Linked DNA regions of Homo sapiens: region 2 is linked to region 1. A link is an interaction called in ENCODE POLR2A ChIA-PET data of the cell type or tissue named here. Cell type or tissue: K562. All regions are shown on one strand. Links, peaks and the distances in the headings refer to the core of each region. The heading gives the core; the rest is flanking DNA.

Region 1 (8,999 bases), core at 2,015-4,514:
ACATGGTGAAACCCCATCTCTACTAAAAATACAAAAATTAGCCAGGCGTGGTAGCGCATGCCTGTAGTTCCAGCTACTCAGGAGGCTGAGGCAGGAGAATCACTTGAATTCGGGAGCAGGAGGTTGCAGTGAGCCAAGATCGCACCACTGCACTTCAGCCTGGGCGACAGAGTGAGACTTCATCTCAAAATAGAAAACCAAAACAACAACAACAAAACAGCCTACGTTTGTAGTTGTGTTAAACTGGAAATATCCCTGACGCAATTCTGTGACATTCCTTTACTTTCATTAAAAAAATTCCTATCATTTTGCTGAAGAAAATTCTCTTTATATAGTAAAATAAAGCTAACTCAGATGAATGAGGTGAAGGAAACACTTTGAGTGAAAGCTATGAATTTTCAGCCTGGTCTCTTCTGTGCTTGTTAGGGAGGGAGATGGGTCAACTGGCCTCTTTGCACGGACTGACGAGGCTGGCCCAGATGCAGATGAACATTCTGGGCGGTACGGCGGAGCGGTTAAGAGAATGACTTGTGGATTATACTGACCTAGCTCTGCTGCTGTGTGACCATGGTAAGTTACTCACCTTCTCTGAGCCTGTTTTCTCATCTGCACAACAGAAAGAATGTCAGTATCTCCCTTGTGCACAGAGTGCCAAGAGCAGTTCCTGGCATGAGGCCAGCACTCACTCAGCGGTGCTTGCTTTTATTACTATTAAGGCAGTTTATCTCTATTCCTGAGTAGACCGAACAGATAGCTTGTAGAAAACAAAGGCTGGTTCTTTAATGAATACTAGGGTTGTTTGTCTTCTCACAGATACATTCTCCCAGACTCAACATCTCACAGGTATTTTCTTTTTTTTTTTGAGACGGAGTCTTGCTCTGTCGCCCAGGCTAGAGTGCAGTGGCGCGATCTCGGCTCACTGCAAGCTCCGCCTCCCAGGTTCACACCATTCTCCTGCCTCAGCCTCCCGAGTAGCTGGGACTACAGGCACCTGCCACCACGCCCAGCTAATTTTCTGTATTATTAGTAGAGACGGGGTTTCACCATGTCAACCAGGATGGTCTTGATCTCCTGACCTTGTGATCTGCCCTCCTCGGCCTCCCAGAGTGCTGGGATTACAGGCATGAACCACTGCACCCGGCCCTCATAGGTATTTTCTAATCAGTTTCCTCCTTTTTGCTCACCCCCAAGCACAGGTATTCTACAGCATGAAAAAGAACACTGTTTTTAAAAATGGCTTGGCCTCTCTGGGGGGCCGAGACAGGCAGATAACTTGAGGCCAGGAGTTCGAGACCAGCCTGGCCACATGGTGAAACCGTGTCTCTACTAAAAATGCAAAAATTAGCCGGGCGTGGTGGCAGGAGTCTGTAATGCCAGCTACTCAGGAGGCTGAGGCAGAAGAATTGCTTGAACCTGGGAGGCCGTTGCAGTGAACTGAGATCATGCCACTGCACTCCAGCCTGAACTACTGGGCAAAACTCTGTCTGAAAAAAAAAAAAAAAAAAAAAGAAAAAGAAAAAAGAAATGGCTTGGCCTTCCAGCAGTTTCTGTGTAGCAGGCTTTCAATGTCTCGCTCTCAGCAGGGACCCCCTCCCTGAGCAGGGCCATTATCTACAGATAGATCAGTTTCCACATCTGTTTCTGGTTAACCAAATGCTAGGTGAGAGAGGTTACAGGCACAGTGAAACACCACAGGGATTATCCTTATTTCCAATATTCCTTCACCCATCAGATGAATCAGGATCAACACAGCTAAATACACTGAAGAGACTGCTGGGTGTGGTGGCTCACGCCTGTAATCCCAGCACTTTGGGAGGCCGAGGAGGGCAGATCATGAAGTCAGGAGATCGAGACCATCCTGGCTAACATGGTGAAACCCTGTCTCTACTAAAAATACAAAAAATTAGCCGGCGTGGTCGCAGGCACCTGTAGTCCCAGCTACTCGGGAGGCTGAGGCAGGAGAATTGCTTGAACCCGGGAGGTGGAGCTTGCGGTGAGCCGAGATCACGCCACTGTACTCCAGCCTGGGTGACAGAGTGAGACTCTGTCTCAAAAAAACAAAAACAAAAACAAAAAGCAAAAAAAAAAAAACCACTGGAGGGATAGAGTTAGACTGAGGAAGGCGATTCACACTCCAGAGGTGGGACTTGAAGCTCGAGAGGAAAGCCCAGGAGAGACCACCTCGTAGAGGAGCCCCCAGAACTCATCTCCCTGGCCAGAGGAGAACCCACTGCAAGGAATGCCTGTCTTGCAAGAGCAAGTGCAACCTGGCAACAGCAGGCTCCGAGCCCTCCTTGTGCGGCCAGAGAGCCACTGCGTACAACTGCCAAGGGTACGACTGCCCTTCTTCTCGGCTTCTTTCTGGAGCTCCCCAACTAACACCCATTTCCTGGGAGAAATAAAACCGAAACACACTGTGCTGGGTGGAGGAAACAGGCACTCTCTCAACACCACTGGGGAGTGCAAATTGATGACACAAACTCCTTGGAAGGTACTCTGGCAGTATGGTCAAGGCCATAAATGCACATGGTCCCTGATCCAGTAGTTTCTGGAAGCGGACCCACCAGGATAGTTTCACATACATGCAAATGAGGGGAATCACTGTGCTGCTGTTTAGAACAGCAAAATATTGGAAATAAGAGAAAGGCCCACTGAACACTGGTACATGTTAAAATATATCCATACAAAAACAAGACAACCTTATGTATATCAATAAGGAACAACTGCCAAGACACATGATGTGGACAACAGAAGACAGAGATCCGTGCCTATGGGATGCTGTCACCTGGTTAAAACAAGGTTCACATATGCGGACTCAGGAAAGACACAGAACTCGAGGGTGGGACAACCTATTCAAAAAAATATATCCTGCACATTATTTTCCACTGTTTAAGTAGTAAATTTGTCAGTTAGCTCATGAGTCAATCTAAATGCCACAGCTAGATCACCAGCGGTCTTTTCCAAATTCTATTACTTAGAGAACTGATTCATAGAAAAAAAAGACACTGATGTACAAACTCTGAATACAGTTCATTAAAAAATTGCAGCCTCTTAGCTGGGCACAGTGGCACAAGCCTGTGATCCCTGCTACTCAGGAGGCTGAGGTGGGAGGACTGCTTGAGCCAGGAGTTTGAGGCCAGCTGGGCAACACAGTGAGACCCCGTTCCCCCACCTCAAAAAAAATTAGAGCTTCTTGTACTTGACTGTTGGTTTTCTTAAGCACGTCCTCCCTTTAACACAGATAGCAAGACTATGTCCTGCCCAATACTATCAAAATTCAAGGGTGCAGTTCCCAATCAATGAGCCTTTGCTGTAATTCCAGCTTCCCATCTGCAGGGGTCAGCCTAGTGTCCTGCTTTTTTCCTGTTCTCTTCTGTCTTCCTTCTGCCTGGAAGGTATATGAATGACCCAAGGTTGCTTGACTTGTTCACTATGGAGTTGCGGTTAAAAGTAGGCCCTTGCTCCCCCTGCTGGCAAAAGAGGACTCTGGCTCTGCCCTTGGAGAAGCCAGCGATAGGAAACAGGCTGGATGGGAGGAAACTGAGGCCCAAAAATCGGCTGAGGGAAGGACGCTTGGGCAAGGCTGCAAGGATTTTTCAAGGGTTTTGAAGAGGAAGGTAGATCGTAGCCACAAACTGCAAAGGAAGTAAATGGGAGAGTGGGGGGAAAAGGTGATTTTTTTTTAAAAGGCATAACTGTGGCTTATGTAAATATTTTATGGTATTTGAGAAATAAGAATCTGGGTTCAATTTTAAAAAAGAAGAGCTGAGCTTTGGAGCTGAGTGCCCCAGTTCAAATCCTGATGCTGCCACTCCTGGCTGTGTGATGCCAGGTCAGTCACTTAACCTCTCTCTCTTCCATTTTCTCAGCATTAAAATGTTGATACAGGGTGAATGTCCCTTAACTGAAAGGCTTGGGGCTACAAGTGTTTCGGAGCTCAGATCTTTGCAGATTGGGGAATATCCACACTATATTACCAGATGAGCACTCCAAATTAGAAAATCCAAAATCTGAAATGTTCCAGTATGCATTTCCTCTGAGCTGCATGCCGGTGCTCAAAAAGTTTTGGATTTGGGAGCATTTAGGATTTGGGATTTTAGGGTCCGGGATGCTCAACCTGGAAGGATCTTAAGGTTGTGAGGATTCAATGAGATGCGACATGTAGTAAGCACAGAGGTCTCTGCCAGGCACACAGCAAGGGCACGATGAAGCTGAATGTTAGCCACTGCCATGATTTAGAATCCACTCAAGGATTTCAGCTTTTTTTTTTTTTTTTTTTTTTGGAGACAGGGTCTCACTCTGCTCCCCAGGTAGGAGTGCAGTGGCACGATTACGGCTCACTGCAGCCTCAACCTCCCGGGCTCAGGTAATCCTCCCATGTCAGCCTCCCAAGTAGCTAGGAATACACACGCACCACCACGCCTGGCTGATTTTTGGTATTTTTTGTAGAGGCAGAGTTTTGCCATGTTGCCCAGGCTGGTCTTTAACTCCTGGGCTCAAGCAATCCACCAGCCTTGGCCTTCCAAAGTGCTGGGATTACAGGCGTAAGCCACCGTGCCTGGCAATTTCAGCTTCTATAGCAAAGGTAAATGCCCCATATTTACACTAATCTTATTTGACAAATAGGCAACATACTGCAGGGATGTTTCTGCGCACGGCCAGGAGGAAGGAGGGCTAATTTATTTAGCAGTTGCTTAGTACCGTATTTTCAGTTAACACACTTCCAGAAAGGGACATACTGCCTTTTCCCTAATTAGATACCACTCCGGGTGACTGCCCACAGAAATCCACGCAATGACATCCTGTAATTCTTTACCAACTGTGAGATCGTAAGTTAATTAGGCTCTTGGGAAAAATTATTAGAAGTATAATTAAAAGCAGAGTAACACATTATTAGTAAAGCACATTCTGAAAGGCACCCACTTTAGATTCAGTGATATAAGAAACCCACCCCACAAACCACACAGGTCTCCAGCAGGTACCCTTCTCTGGAGTCTCCTCCTTCAGTTGTTCAGAAAACAATGCCACAGCACCATCTACTGAAGTAGCGTTTCCTCAAATGTCAAGTTGTACAACCCGATCTTGGAAGTTTTCAGACAAGCTTTTACTGGTTGAAATCTAGGGTATTTTGCGCTTGGAATCTTCCTTCATTTGACAAATCCTGGTGAAAGTGTGCTGAAATCTAGGCCATTCTCAGTTTGCTGAGCTGGTCAAGGCCCCATTTCTTGGGTCTGGTCTTCAACCCTGTGCAACCCAAGGAGCTGGGGCACCTGCACAGCTCCCCCGTCCCTCCTTCGTTCACCCCCTGGTGGTGTCCCGAGGACTGCTGCGCTGCAATCCTTCTTCCTCCTACTACCTGGACCACCCTATGTCTCAGATGAAGAACTCTGTCCCATTCATTTTCTAATCCAGTGTTGAGCCCAGGAACCGTCAAATAGAAGTGAAGAACTTGATAAATATTTATTCAATTAAGAAAAAGTCCAGGGCCGGGTGTGGTGGCTCATGCCTATAATCCCAGCACTCTGGGAGGCTGAGGTAGGCAGATCACTTGAGGTCAGGAGTTTGAGACCAGCCAGGCCAACACAGCGAAACCCCATCTCTACTAAAAATACAAAAATTAGCTGGGTGTGGTGGCGGGTGCCTGTAATCCCAGCTACTCGTGAGGCTGAGGAAGGAGAATCGCCAATTTGGGGAGGCGGAGGTTGCAGTGAGCTGAGATCATGCCACTGCACTCCAGCCTAGGCAACAGAGTAAGACTCCGTCTCAAAAAAAGAAAAGAAAAAGTCCTATCTGAGAAATATCCAGGGTCCTTAAGGTAACCCCAAACCATGCCCCCACCCCAGTGCCAGTCCTGCCTCAAAGACAGGCACGTGCTGAATAAGAGCATCAGGAAGCCACCTTTGGTTTCTAGGACTAAAGAATGTGATCTTTTCTCTAAAGCAGCCACTTCATACCAGTCAGAAATCATACTTCCCATTTCACTATGCCTTTGGGTGAAGGCATCAGGTCAGTCAAGGAGTCCCTAAAAGGCAGGCATGTGGCTGCACCAGTCTCAATGTGTGCACCTGACTTCTGAGACACATGCACAAACTAAACTCTATTTTTCCCAGAGGTGGATGTTTCAGTTCTTTTCTAACAGCTCTAAAAAGGGGCTGCCTCTCTTGATTTCTGTGCACAGGTCAAGGTAATCAAAGTTCATTTAAAACAAGTGGAAATAATGTAAGTCAACACTAGGGGACACCCTCGCCACAGGGAAAAGCCTGGATCACATTTTGAAGAATGCAAAGGGCTGAAAATGAAAACTTCCTTCCCTTGGCGTCCTAAGGGTTTCAAAGAACTTCAAAAGAAGAAAAAAACCTGCCTGGAAACTACAAACACTATTCATTAGTGGAGAGGGTAAAGTCCCAGTTAACAAGAAAGACCAGACTGTATCTGAGTTGGTCAAAAGCGAGTTTCCTGGATGCCTTTCTAGCGGGGACACTTCCACCTCTGCCTGCAGGAGTCTGGGCAGCTGCAGAATTGGAACCCACTGGGGATGCCCAGGGCACCTGCCTTCCAAATCAGCCAACAAAAATCCACAGAAGAGTCAAATGCATTTTGGTTAAATCTTCTTTCAAAACTCAGAGATCTTTTTTTCCTCCTTAACTCTCGGTAGGAAGTGATCTCCATGCCGCACGAACAGCATGGAAATCCACGGCTTTAAAAGAACCTTGCCATAAAATGAGAAAACCTCTCCAAATGACTAATCTTTTTACACCAAAACCCCTCCATGCTTGTCAGCTCTCACCATATGTGGAAACACACTCGGACTATGAGAATGATTCCACTCCTACAAAGACACAGGAATGATATAAGACGGAAAAGTCAATTCCGTGGCGCCAATGAAGCCCTCGGACAGCAGGCAGGAGGTAGACTTCCAGGCAGATGCATCGCCTAATGCCAGCAGACGCCTTGCCCCACGTACCCTGGGCACCCCCGGCAGTCCCAGCCTACCTTCAAGGTCTTCACGGCCACCGTCAGGCTGTATTTCTTCCACACGCCCTCGTACACCTCCCCGTACTGGCCCCCGCCCAGCTTGTGCTTCATGGTGATGTCCGTGCGTTCCATCTCCCACTTGTCGTAGTTGGGGGACACACCATAGACAGTGGGCTTGTTGCGCTTTGGGGCTGGATAATGGAGCGTGGTGATGAGCCCGTCGGCCACCGTTGAATGATGATGAACCAACTCGGCCAGGGTGTTGAAGCGGCTCTCGGAGGAGACGTAGAGCTGAAGGAAACAGGGAACAGCCTTCAGCCCACAGAGACAGGCAAGCTCAAAGAGCTCACGTGAGCCAGTTTGGCTGAGCCTTAATTCACTACACAGCAAAATCTCACATAAGGAGCTCTCCACACAGGACAGAGTGTTTAGAAGATCACTTCTGCTGTCTTTCTCTACGTGTGCTCTAAGTTACTCGCTCAAGCAAAAAGACACAATAAAAGGCCTCAGGGCCTCTGTACCTGCTGCTGCTCCCTCTGCCTGAAATCTCCCACTCCCTCATCTTCCGTGCCCAGTTCTCGCTTCCCGTTCCAAGGCCAGTTTTAAGGTCCGTGAAGTCTTCCCCAACCACCCAATCTAAAGTCATCACACGGCACGGGTCATCCTACCACCTGTCTTACTTCTCAGCAATGGACCCACTACTAGCTCATAATTTCCTGTTTATCTGCTTAATTACTGTCTGTCTCCACCTAAGAGCATGCAAGCTTCATGAAAGCAGAACCCTAAGCTGTCTTCATTCCAATGTTGAGAACAGGAAATCAACATGTAATAAGTACTCAATAAATAACTGTTGATTAAATTAACACATGGTAGAACTTGGTGGGTAGTTGCTGGTAGGAAAAGCGAAGAATTCATTTAATTTATAATTTAAAGGGGATAAACCTAGAATGAAATAGTGACCAGAAGATGAAAACCACTAAACACATCCAACACGAGGAAGCAAAAGGAAGGATTTACGACACAAGAGCATTCGGTCCCCGTGTGAGAGCTACAGCAGGTGAGGACCTAGGGTCAAACCCTGCATGTAGAGTTTGCATCTGGACACAACAGAGCTGGAGAGGAAGGAGAAGGAGCAGGCTGGCAGAAAGCAACAATGCAGTGGGTGCCAGCTACCTGTTTTCTTCTCTTTTCATTGGTGTGGCAAGGGAATACTTCCTTACCAAAAACAATTCCACATGAAAAATCCACATAAAACATCTGGACTCCAGGCACATAACTGAATCTACTGGCTTGCTCAGGGTAGCCAACCATCACTGAAGGTGGAAAGAAGACTTAAAATCATGACTAGGCATTCAGAAGACTTGCCCAAACTGCAAAGATGTGGGAAGAAGGAGCAGATTTGGGACAGTGGTGATGCTTGGGACGAGAGGGAGAAAAGGGAACAGGATCAGGCTTCAGCTATAACTGTAATATCTTATTACTTAAAAAAAAAGAAAAGGGAAGAAAAAGCCTGAAATACACACAGCAAGGCCAAGGCCTTTGGCTGTGGGTTATGTCAGGCACCATTACTATACGTCTGTAATAGTAAATAAGAAAAATGTTTTTAAAAGAAGGTAGCAAAGAAATATACAAGTTAGTCCCATTGACAACTCTCAAGAAGGTAAAAAGGATTCGTCAACAGGAAGGTTTCTCTTTCTTTTGTTTTGCTTGGGGAGATAACACAAGTGAATTCCTAAAACAGGCAAGCCAAAGGCACACATTTTGGGGTTACAATCTTTTGGTAACAATATCACTAAAATAAAATTCTGAGAAACGCAAAACTTGTCTAGAAAGATTGCTTCACTCTGGGGAACTTGCTCAAGGTGTAAGGACTGTGGCCTGGGGACACTGGCTTATCCCTCTGCAAGACAGGACCGCTGAATGGCAAGACTTATCAGGATGTGGCGGCCCTGCTTTTATTCTTGAGAGCACGGAAGAGAAGCCTCTGAGTGAACTGCTCTAGGGACACACACCATGAGTCACGC
Region 2 (8,999 bases), core at 3,514-6,013, 110 kb before region 1:
CCTCCGGGCCTTGGGGTGGCTGCCCTGGTCTTTCCGAGGACTCCTCCTCCCTCCACTACTCCCTACAAATCCACTGTCCATCCAGGAGCCAGTCCATCTTTCCCAAATGTGCGTCGGCTTACACCGTCTCCTGTCCAACGCCTGTTGCTGGCTCCGAAGCGCCCCTGGTGAAAGAGCCCTGGCGTGGCTCGCCAGGTCCGCCTGCTTTGGCCGCCGCGGGCCTCTCCACCTCACTCGCAGCACTCTTCATTTTGGGCCAGATGCTCCAGCCACACTGGCTCTTTCAGTCCCTCAGACACCGTGCTCATTCTGTTGCAGGCCTCGCAAGGCTGTTCCTGCTGCCCGGAACACTCTTCCCTGCAATTTTAGCCCAGCTCATTCACACCTCAGCTTCGGACCTCATCTCAGACACCTAAGAGGCTACTGCCGCGGGGGTCCAGCCACGAACTCTGTGTGTGTGTGTGTGTGTGTGTGTGTGTGTGTGTGCGCGCGCGTGTGCATGTATGTGCGCATGCATGCATGCCTGTGTGTGCGTGTGAACCCCGCCTCCCCTCACACCTGCCCCAGATGCTGCAGCCCCTGACCAGCCCCAGCCCTCGTGTGTTAAGCTTGCTGTTATTTCCCTGTTCAAGGCTCATCTCTCCCACTAGGACAGCAGCCTCATGCCGGGGGATTTGCCTTATTATTTTGTATCCCAGGGGCCTCGCCCAGCACCTGGCCCAAAGGAGGTCTTCAGTGAATACAGTCGGCCCTTCATATCCATGGGTTCTGCATCTGTGGATTCAACCAACCTCGGATTGAAAATATTTTTTAAAAAGGTTTGTACCTGTACTGAATATGTAGAGACTTTTTTCTTGTCATTATTCCCCTAAACAATACAATGTAACAACTATTTACATAGCACTTACATTGCATTAGGTATTATAAGTAATCTACAGATGATTTAAAGTACACGGGAGGATGTGTGTAGGTTATGTGCAAATGCTATGCCATTTTGTAGAAGAGCCTAGAGTATCCGTGGATTTTGGTATCCACAGGGGTCCTGGAACCAATCCCACATCGATATCCAGGGACAACTGTATTCACAGAATGAATGAGTGAGTGAGTAAATGAAGGCTTTACATTGCTTGATACCATGAGTGGCCATGAGTCAGGGAAAATGTATTTGAATTTCTCTGTCCAGGACACAGACCCAGCCACCCCTCAGGGAACTGCACCCAGGTGATGACCTCTCATGGATAAGCCACTGCCCTTCAGAGGGCGGCACCGTGTGTGAATTCACTGTCCGTCCTGCTCACAGGCCTGGCTGCACCTGAGATCCCTGTGCTTAGGGTCTGTGCTCTCTGAGGTTCATACACAGAGTCACTCATTCCTAAGAGTCAGGCCTCAAGCCCTGGAGCGTGGACCCCACAATGGTGCAGTGTCACCCGTCAGAAAGACCGTGAGCTTTGGAGCCAGAGAGACCCCGTTCCAGTCCCTCCTGCTAGCTGTGTGACCTTGGAGAGTCACTGAACATCTTGGTGGAAGCCTCTGTTTTCTCCTCTGCAGAATGGGCATAAAATGATGCCCACCTCCAAGAGCTGCCATGAGGATTCAGAGTCCATGTCCAGAGTCTTCAGCTGTTACGGTCATGACCTTGGCCTCCCAGCCCTGCCCTGTGGACCTGCACACCCAGGCAGGGACTGCTGACCCTGAGATTCAAGGTGTTAAAACATGAGTTGGAGGGCACATGTTCTCAGGATCTCCTGAGGGCTGTGTCACGGGCCATTGGTCACTATAAAATTAAATTAGGCCAGGTGCGGTGGCTTACGCCTGTAATCCCAGCATTTAGAGAGGCCAAGGTGGGCAGATCACCTGAGGTCAGGAGTTCGAGACCAGCCTGGCCAACATGGCTAAACCCCGTCTCTACTAAAAATAGAAATTTAGCAGGGCATGGTGGCACGTGCCTATAGTCCCAGCTACTCAAGAGGCTGAGGCAGGAGAATCACTTGAACCTGGGAGGCGGAGGTTGCAGTGAGCCGAGATCGTGTCACAGCACTCCAGCCTAGGCAACAGAATGAGACCCCATCTCAAATAATTAATTAATTAATTAAAAACGAGTTAGCTTTTTTTAAAAAAACTTATTTTAGATTCAAGGGTACATGTGCAGGTTTGTTATATGGATAAACTGCGTGTCACGGGGGTTTGGTGTACCGACAGTTTGATCACCCCAGTAATAAGCATAGTACCCAGTAGGTATTTTTTAATCCTTTCCCTCCTCCCAATCCCCACCCTTGAGTAGGCCCCCGTGTGTGTTGTTCCCCTCCTTATGTCCATGTATTCTTGTTGTTTAGCTCCCACTTACAAGTGAGAATACACGGTATTTGGTTTTCTGTCCCTGCACTTAGTTTGCTTAGGATAATGGCCACCAGCTCAATCCATGTTGCTGCAAAGGACATGACCTTGTTCTTTTTCATGGCTGCATAGTATTCTGTGGTGTATATGTACCACGTTTTCTTTATCCGGTCCACTATTGATGGGCATCGTGGTTAAATCTATGTCTTTGCTTGTGTGAATAGTGATGTAATGAACATGTACATGCATGCATCTTTATGGTAGAATGATTTATATTCCTTTGGGTATATACCCAATAATGGGATTGCTGAGTCGAACTGTAATTCTGTTTTAGGTTCTTTGAGGTCTTCCTACACTGCTTTCCATAATAGCTGAACTAATTTACGCCCCCTCCAGCAGTGGGCAAGTGTTCTGAAATACAGGTTAGCTCTCAGTGGAGACTTTCTCTCACACAGTCAGAAGGACCTGAGGGGCATTGACGATGGAGACTTTCACATCTGTAAAAGCCACTCACCTGTATGCACTCTCAGGGTGGAGGTACCTGCTGCAGGTGTGACGTCATTAAAGGTTGTCCCCACCGCAGATGGTGACCTCACCTAGGGAAAAGTCCCAGGTGTCCTACCAGGCTGTCTGGAGCTGGGCAGGGGCGCTGAACAGTGGTATCTGGGGGGAGATAAATTGATGGGCCATTTGGTGACCATTCTGTCTTCTCCCTGAGCTCAGGGAGGGGCTTGGTGCTTCCAGACCCCTGTTGCTTGTTTTTCTTTCTTTCTTTCTTTTTTTTTTTTTTGAGCAGAGCTCACCTGAGGTGGACAGAGTCTCCCTCTGTTGCCCAGGCTGGAGTGCAGTGGCACAATCTCGGCTCACTGCAACCTCTGCATCCCGGGTTCAAGCGATTCTCCTGCCTCAGCTCCCGAGTAGCTGGGATTACAGGCACCCACCACCAAGCCCAGCTAATTTTTTGTATTTTTAGTAGAGACAGGGTTTCACCGTGTTGGCCAGACTGGTCTCGAACTCCTGACCTCAAGTGATCCACCCACCTCAGCCTCCCAAAGTGTTGGGATTACAGGCGTGAGCCACTGCACCCAGCCTGGTGCTCATTTTTCTATTGAACTCCTTGCCGTGTTTCCAAGCCTGTGATCCTCTTGCCGTCATTAGCTATGGATGAGCAGAAGTCCCTGAGGTTGGAGAGGAATGAGAGGGATTGGGAAGGTGTGGGGAGCAGCCAGAATTGCAGGGTCCATGGCCTGGGTGGGGATTGCACCTGGGTAGGCGTCGCATCGGCCTCATTCCCACGGCCCCCGGGGAGTTCTGTGTGCCTCCCGCCTGGCAGAGGCTCCTAGAGACACTGGGAATCAGGTCTGTCCTCTGTGGCCCCACTTACTGCCTCCTCCGGGGACAGAGCTGCGCAGGGATGACCATGAGATCAACTGTGAGGCTGCAGGTGACTGCACGGCTCAGAAAAGAATTGCAGCTCCCTTGGCGGATCCCCCAGAACCCCCTGTGATGAGCTTTGGGAACATTTTCACCTCTTCATCAACGGGTACCCACTCGGGGCCAGCCGGAGGCAGGGGGAGGGGAACACTACCAGGCAGCATGCAGACGCAACTCCAGCCACCACCGCCCACAGGGGCAGACTAGCAAGAGGACCGTTTCGTGCCATGAGCTGTGATGGGAGGTACAGGCTGTGCACTGAGAGGCACCCATGACAGCTGGGGCAGGAGGCCGGCGGTCAGAGAAGACTGGCCCTGAGGATTGAACCGGGGTGAGCTGCGATACAAGGCAGAGGGGGGTGTTCCAGGCAGAGGGAGCAGCTTGCGCAAAGCCCGGGACGAAAGACAGAGGCAGGGCGTTTGTGTTCAGTGAGCTGAAGAAGACCAGGGTGGCTGGTACCCAGGGGGACAGGGGAGTGTGGCACCGGCTGGAGGGGTGGGCACCGGCAGCCCCTAGGATGGAGTCTGGGCTTTGTCTTACAGCTAGAGGCGGACGTGGATCAGGGAAGGGAAGCATTCTGCTCTGGCCCTCCTGTCCCACCCGGGAGGTGGCAGGGTCCATACCCAGCCCTGCTCAGCCCACCACCTGTCCTTGGCTCTAGAAGGTGGAGCCGGAGACTTTGAGTTGCTCAGGGGCCACCCAAACAGACAATGATGGCGACCGTTACGCCCCAGCCTCCGAGGTCTGCTGGAGGGTCATTTAAACAGCCGGAGGGTATTTGGGAGTCTGGGGCCAGGCTGCGGGAGGCAGGGAGCAGAGCTCACCTGCAGGTGGACGGCTGCACCTGCAGAGAAAGGTCACCCTGTGTTCGCCTCCATGGACCTGGTGCTCGATTGCCTTAGTTTACCCTCTGGGTGCCCACAGAACCAGGTTAATCCCTTCCACACAGCACAGCCACAAGGGAGTTTAGGCCTGGGCAAATAGCACACAGGGCCCTGGCTGCTGGGGGTGGGCTCAGTGACCCTTGGTGACTGTTCCCTCACACCATCTCCTCCTACTGCAAAGGCAGGACCCACTTACTGCTGGTCGCTGTCCCAGAGGCTGGCAGAGACGTCAGAGAAGGCAGGGCTGGCATCTCACGAATGGGAAGTGGGCATAACTGGGTAGCCTCCTCTGGTTGGGCCCTCAGTGGGCTGTGTGGCTGGGGCAGCCTGAGGTACCAGCCAAGGCCCCAGCCCATCTGCTGAGATTTCAAAGGCAAATGTTCTGAGAAAGAATGGGGCTTAATAAGCTCGGAGATCGATTCCACTGAAGGGAAGGAGAGAGGGAGAGATCAGAGAGACCTGGAGCAATACAGAGATAACAGCAGAGACAGACAGAGGGACAGAGACACAGAGACAGAGGGACAGAGACACAGAGACAGAGGGACAGAGACAGAGCACAGAGACAGAGGGAGCAGAGAGACACAGAGACAGAGGGACAGAGACACAGACAGAGCACAGAGACAGAGGGGGCAGAGAGACACAGAGACACAGCACAGAGACAGAGGGGACAGAGACACAGAGACAGAGGGGGCAGAGAGACACAGAGACAGTGGGAGCAGAAAGACACAGAGACACAGCACAGAGACAGAGGGGACAGAGACACAGAGTCACAGCACAGAGACAGAGGGGACAGAGACACAGAGTCACAGCACAGAGACAGAGGGCGCAGAGAGACACAGGCAGACACACAGAGAAAGAGGGAAGGAGAGAAACAGAAGCAGACACAGAGACAGATAAATACAGAGCTTCACAACAGAGACACACAGAGAGACACAGACCACAGAGACAGAGACACATGGAGAGACACAGACCACAGAGAGAGACACATAAAGACCACAGAGACAGAGACACACAGAGAGACACAGACCACAGAGACAGAGACACACGGACAGACACAGACCACAGAGAGAGACACATAAAGAGACACAGACCACAGAGACAGAGACACACAGAGAGACACAGACCACAGAGACAGAGACACATGGACAGATACAGACCACAGAGACAGGGAGACATGGAGAGATACAGACCACAGAGACAGAGAGACACAGACCACAGACCATAGAGAGAGAGACACACAGACAGACAGACACGGACCACAGAGACAGAGACACATGGAGAGATACAGACCACAGAGACATACGGAGAGACACAGAGACACACACACCATGGAGACAAAGAGAATCAGAGCCCTGCCCTACACAGAAACACAGACACACACACAGACAGAGACACAGGGAGACACACACCACAGGGAGAAAGAGAGGCCGGGCCCTGCCTCCCGACTACAGAAACAGAGACATGCAGAGACACACACTGAGACAGAGAGAGGTGGAGACACTGGGGCCTCCCAGACAATGAGAAAGTCAGTGAACCAGGGGAGGAGGGGAAGTCTCTGCTTGTGAACCAGTGGGGCGGGGGCAGAGGGGCCTGGGAGGGCCCGAGGGTCTGAGCCTCCTCAGGAAGCTGGAGAAGCTGCTGTGGGGCCGGCCCCTCCCCTAGCTCACTGGGGTCTCGGCTTGGTCCTCTTGCCCCTTAGGAGCATGAGGGGCACACAGGCTGCAGCTGTCCTTTCCGGAAACTTCCCGTACGCCAGGTCCATCCTGTGACCCAATGACCATCAGTGAGTTAAGCTCCGAGAATTCCCACTTCCAGATGAGAAAACAGGCTGGGCTCATATAACGGCCCCTCACAAAGATGGGATTTGGGTGCAGGCCTTTTCAGCTTTTTCAGCTTTGAACACGCATTTCTATCACCCAAGTCTATGCCTCTTAAAGTCAAAAGCAGGCAGGTGCTTTCTTAAGAATGGACAATGCCCATCACTAGTGGCAGAAAGGCTTTCACTCCCTCCCTCCTCCCTTCTTCCCTTCTCCATTCCTTCCTCTCTCCTCCCTCCCTTCCTCCCTCCTCCCTCCTGCCTCCTCCCTCCCTTCCTCCTTTCTTCCTCCCTCCCTCCTTCCCTCCTTCCTTTCTTCCTCTTTCCTGCCCTTCCTCCCTTCCTTCCTTCCTCTCTCTCTCTTTGCCCTTCCTTTTGGAACATGTGTCTCCACCTCTCTCTGTCTCAGTGTGTGTCTCTGCATGTCTCTGTTTCTGCAGTCGGGAGGCAGGGCCCGGGCTCTCTTTCTCCCTGTGGTGTGTGTCTCCCCGTGTGTCTCTGTCTCTGTGTGTGTCTCTGTTTCTCTGTAGGGCAGAACTCTGATTCTCTTTGTCTCCAGTATGGAGTCTGGCTATAGTAGATTATTAATAAAAAATTTTTAGCTAAGCGCAATGGTTCATGCCTGTAATCCCAGCATGAGGGAATTATGCTTTGGGAGGCCAAAGCAGGTGGATCAGTTGAGGCCAGGAGTTCAAGACAAGTCTGGGCAACATGAAGAAACCCTATCTCTACAAAAATAGAAAAATTAGCTGAGCGTGGTAGTGCATGCCTGTAGTCCCAGTTACTCAGCAGGTTGAGGTTGGAGAATTGTTTGAGCCTGGGAGGCTGAGGCTACAGTGAGCCACTGCACTCCAGCCTGGCTAACAGAGCAAGAGCCTGTCTCAAAAAAATAAAAAAGAAAAAGAAACAAAATGAACACCATGTTAAAATGTAGGTGTCTCTTGTTCCCTCCACAGTTCTTCACAGGCCTGTCCTGAGTTCTCCCACGCACAGATTGCCAGGTCTCTCGCCTCCTTCTCCAAGCTCAAAAACCACGCACAGCCTCTGCGATGCATGAGCTTCCTGAGCTGAGGCACCTCAACTCGAGTGGCCAGGGCTGGGCCCGGAGCCTCGAGGTGCCCCACCCCACCCCGCCATGCCCAGGCAGATCGGACCCTGTCTGGACGGTAACCTGGCTGGTGGTTCTTCCCACCACCACCAGGCAGCAGTTACTAGGTGCTCACTGTGGCCAGGCACGCACGAGATCCCTTTCCATCCTCACCTCCCCACCAGGAGGAAGAGCCTTTTTTTTGAGACAGAGTTTCACTCTTGTCACCCAGACTGGAGTGCAATGTCACGATCTTGGCTCACTGCAACCTCTGCCTTCTGGGTTCAAGCGATTCTCCTGCCTCAGCCTCCTGAGTAGCTGGGATTACAGGCATGTGCCACCATGCCCAGCTAATTTTTTTTTGTATTATTAGTATAGACGGGGTTTCACCATGTTGGCCGGGCTGGTCTTGAACTCCTGGCCTCAGATGATCCACCCACCTCGGCCTCCGAAAGTGCTGGGATTATAGGCGTGAGCCACCTCGCCCAGCCTATTTTATTTTTTTGAGAGGGAGTCTTGCTCTGTCACCCAGGCTGGAGTGCAGTGGCACAATCTCCGCTCACTGCAACCTCTGCCTCCCGGGTTCAAACGATTCTCAGGCCTCAGTCTCCCGAGTAGCTGGAGCTACAGGAATGCGCCACCAGGCCTGGCTAATTTTTTTGTGTTTTTAGTAGAGACAGGTTTTTGCCATGTGGCCAGGCTGGTGTCAAACTTGTGGCTTCAAGTGGTCCGCCCGCCTCAGCCTCCCAAAATGCTGGGATTACAGGCCTGAGCCACCGCGCCTGGCCCATTTTAATCATGTTAAAGTACACAGTTCAGCAGCATTTAGACCATTCACCATGTTGTGCTGTGTGAACTTTTTCATCACCCCAAACACAAACCAATTAAGCAGTCACGCTTCATCCCTCCTTTCCCTCCAGCCCCTGGAAACTATTAATCTGTTTTCCATCTGTGGATTTGCCTATTCCTGACATTTTATAGAAATGGGACCATACATATGTGGCCTTTTGTGTCTGGCTTCTTTTTTTTTTTTTTTTTTTGAGATGGAGTTTTACTCTTGTGGCCCAGTCTGGAGTGCAGCGGTGCGATCTTGGCTCACCGCAACCTCCACCTCCCAGGTTCAAGCGATTCTCCTGCCTCAGCCTCCAGAGTAGCTGGAATTACAGGCACCTGCCACCACCATTAGCTACCATGCCTGGCTAATTTTTTGTATTTTTAGTAGAGATGGGGTTTCATTATGTTGGCCAGGCTGGTCTCAAACTTCTGACCTCTTTTTTTTTGTTTTGTTTTGAGATGGAGTCTCGCTCTGTCCCCCAGGCTGGAGTGCAGTGGCGCGATCTCGGCTCACGGCAAGCTCCACCTCGCATGTTCACGCCATTCTCCTGCCTCAGCCTCCTGAGTAGCTGGGACTACAGGCACCCGCCACCACACCCGGCTAATTTTT

Evidence for each region. Peaks named below come from ENCODE experiments on the same cell type or tissue, not always from the same donor. Only the 100,000 strongest peaks of a DNase experiment are listed, where the experiment ranks them.
Region 2: POLR2A ChIA-PET joins it to region 1 with 5 read pairs; 2 of 35 experiments call an interaction of 5 or more read pairs at or near these places.

Annotation. Positions count from the first base shown.
Region 1 is chr9:130,861,030-130,870,028 of GRCh38, reverse strand. It overlaps ABL1 (ABL proto-oncogene 1, non-receptor tyrosine kinase), which reads right to left. Exons shown (of 11, transcript NM_005157.6): 4 at 6,994-7,266. Among named protein-coding and RNA genes, the nearest start is that of ABL1, 30 kb to the right of the region's middle. RefSeq lists enhancers at 3,253-3,547, 3,052-3,553, 6,541-7,041, 7,042-7,542, 8,604-8,999. In K562, for the core only: no CTCF peak of the experiment used is centred there; a DNase peak (open chromatin) is centred at 3,418.
Region 2 is chr9:130,968,801-130,977,799 of GRCh38, reverse strand. No RefSeq gene overlaps it. Among named protein-coding and RNA genes, the nearest start is that of FIBCD1-AS1, 33 kb to the right of the region's middle. In K562, for the core only: no CTCF peak of the experiment used is centred there; DNase peaks (open chromatin) are centred at 3,669, 4,209, 4,487, 5,016 and 1 weaker place; H3K27me3 peaks cover 2,500 bases.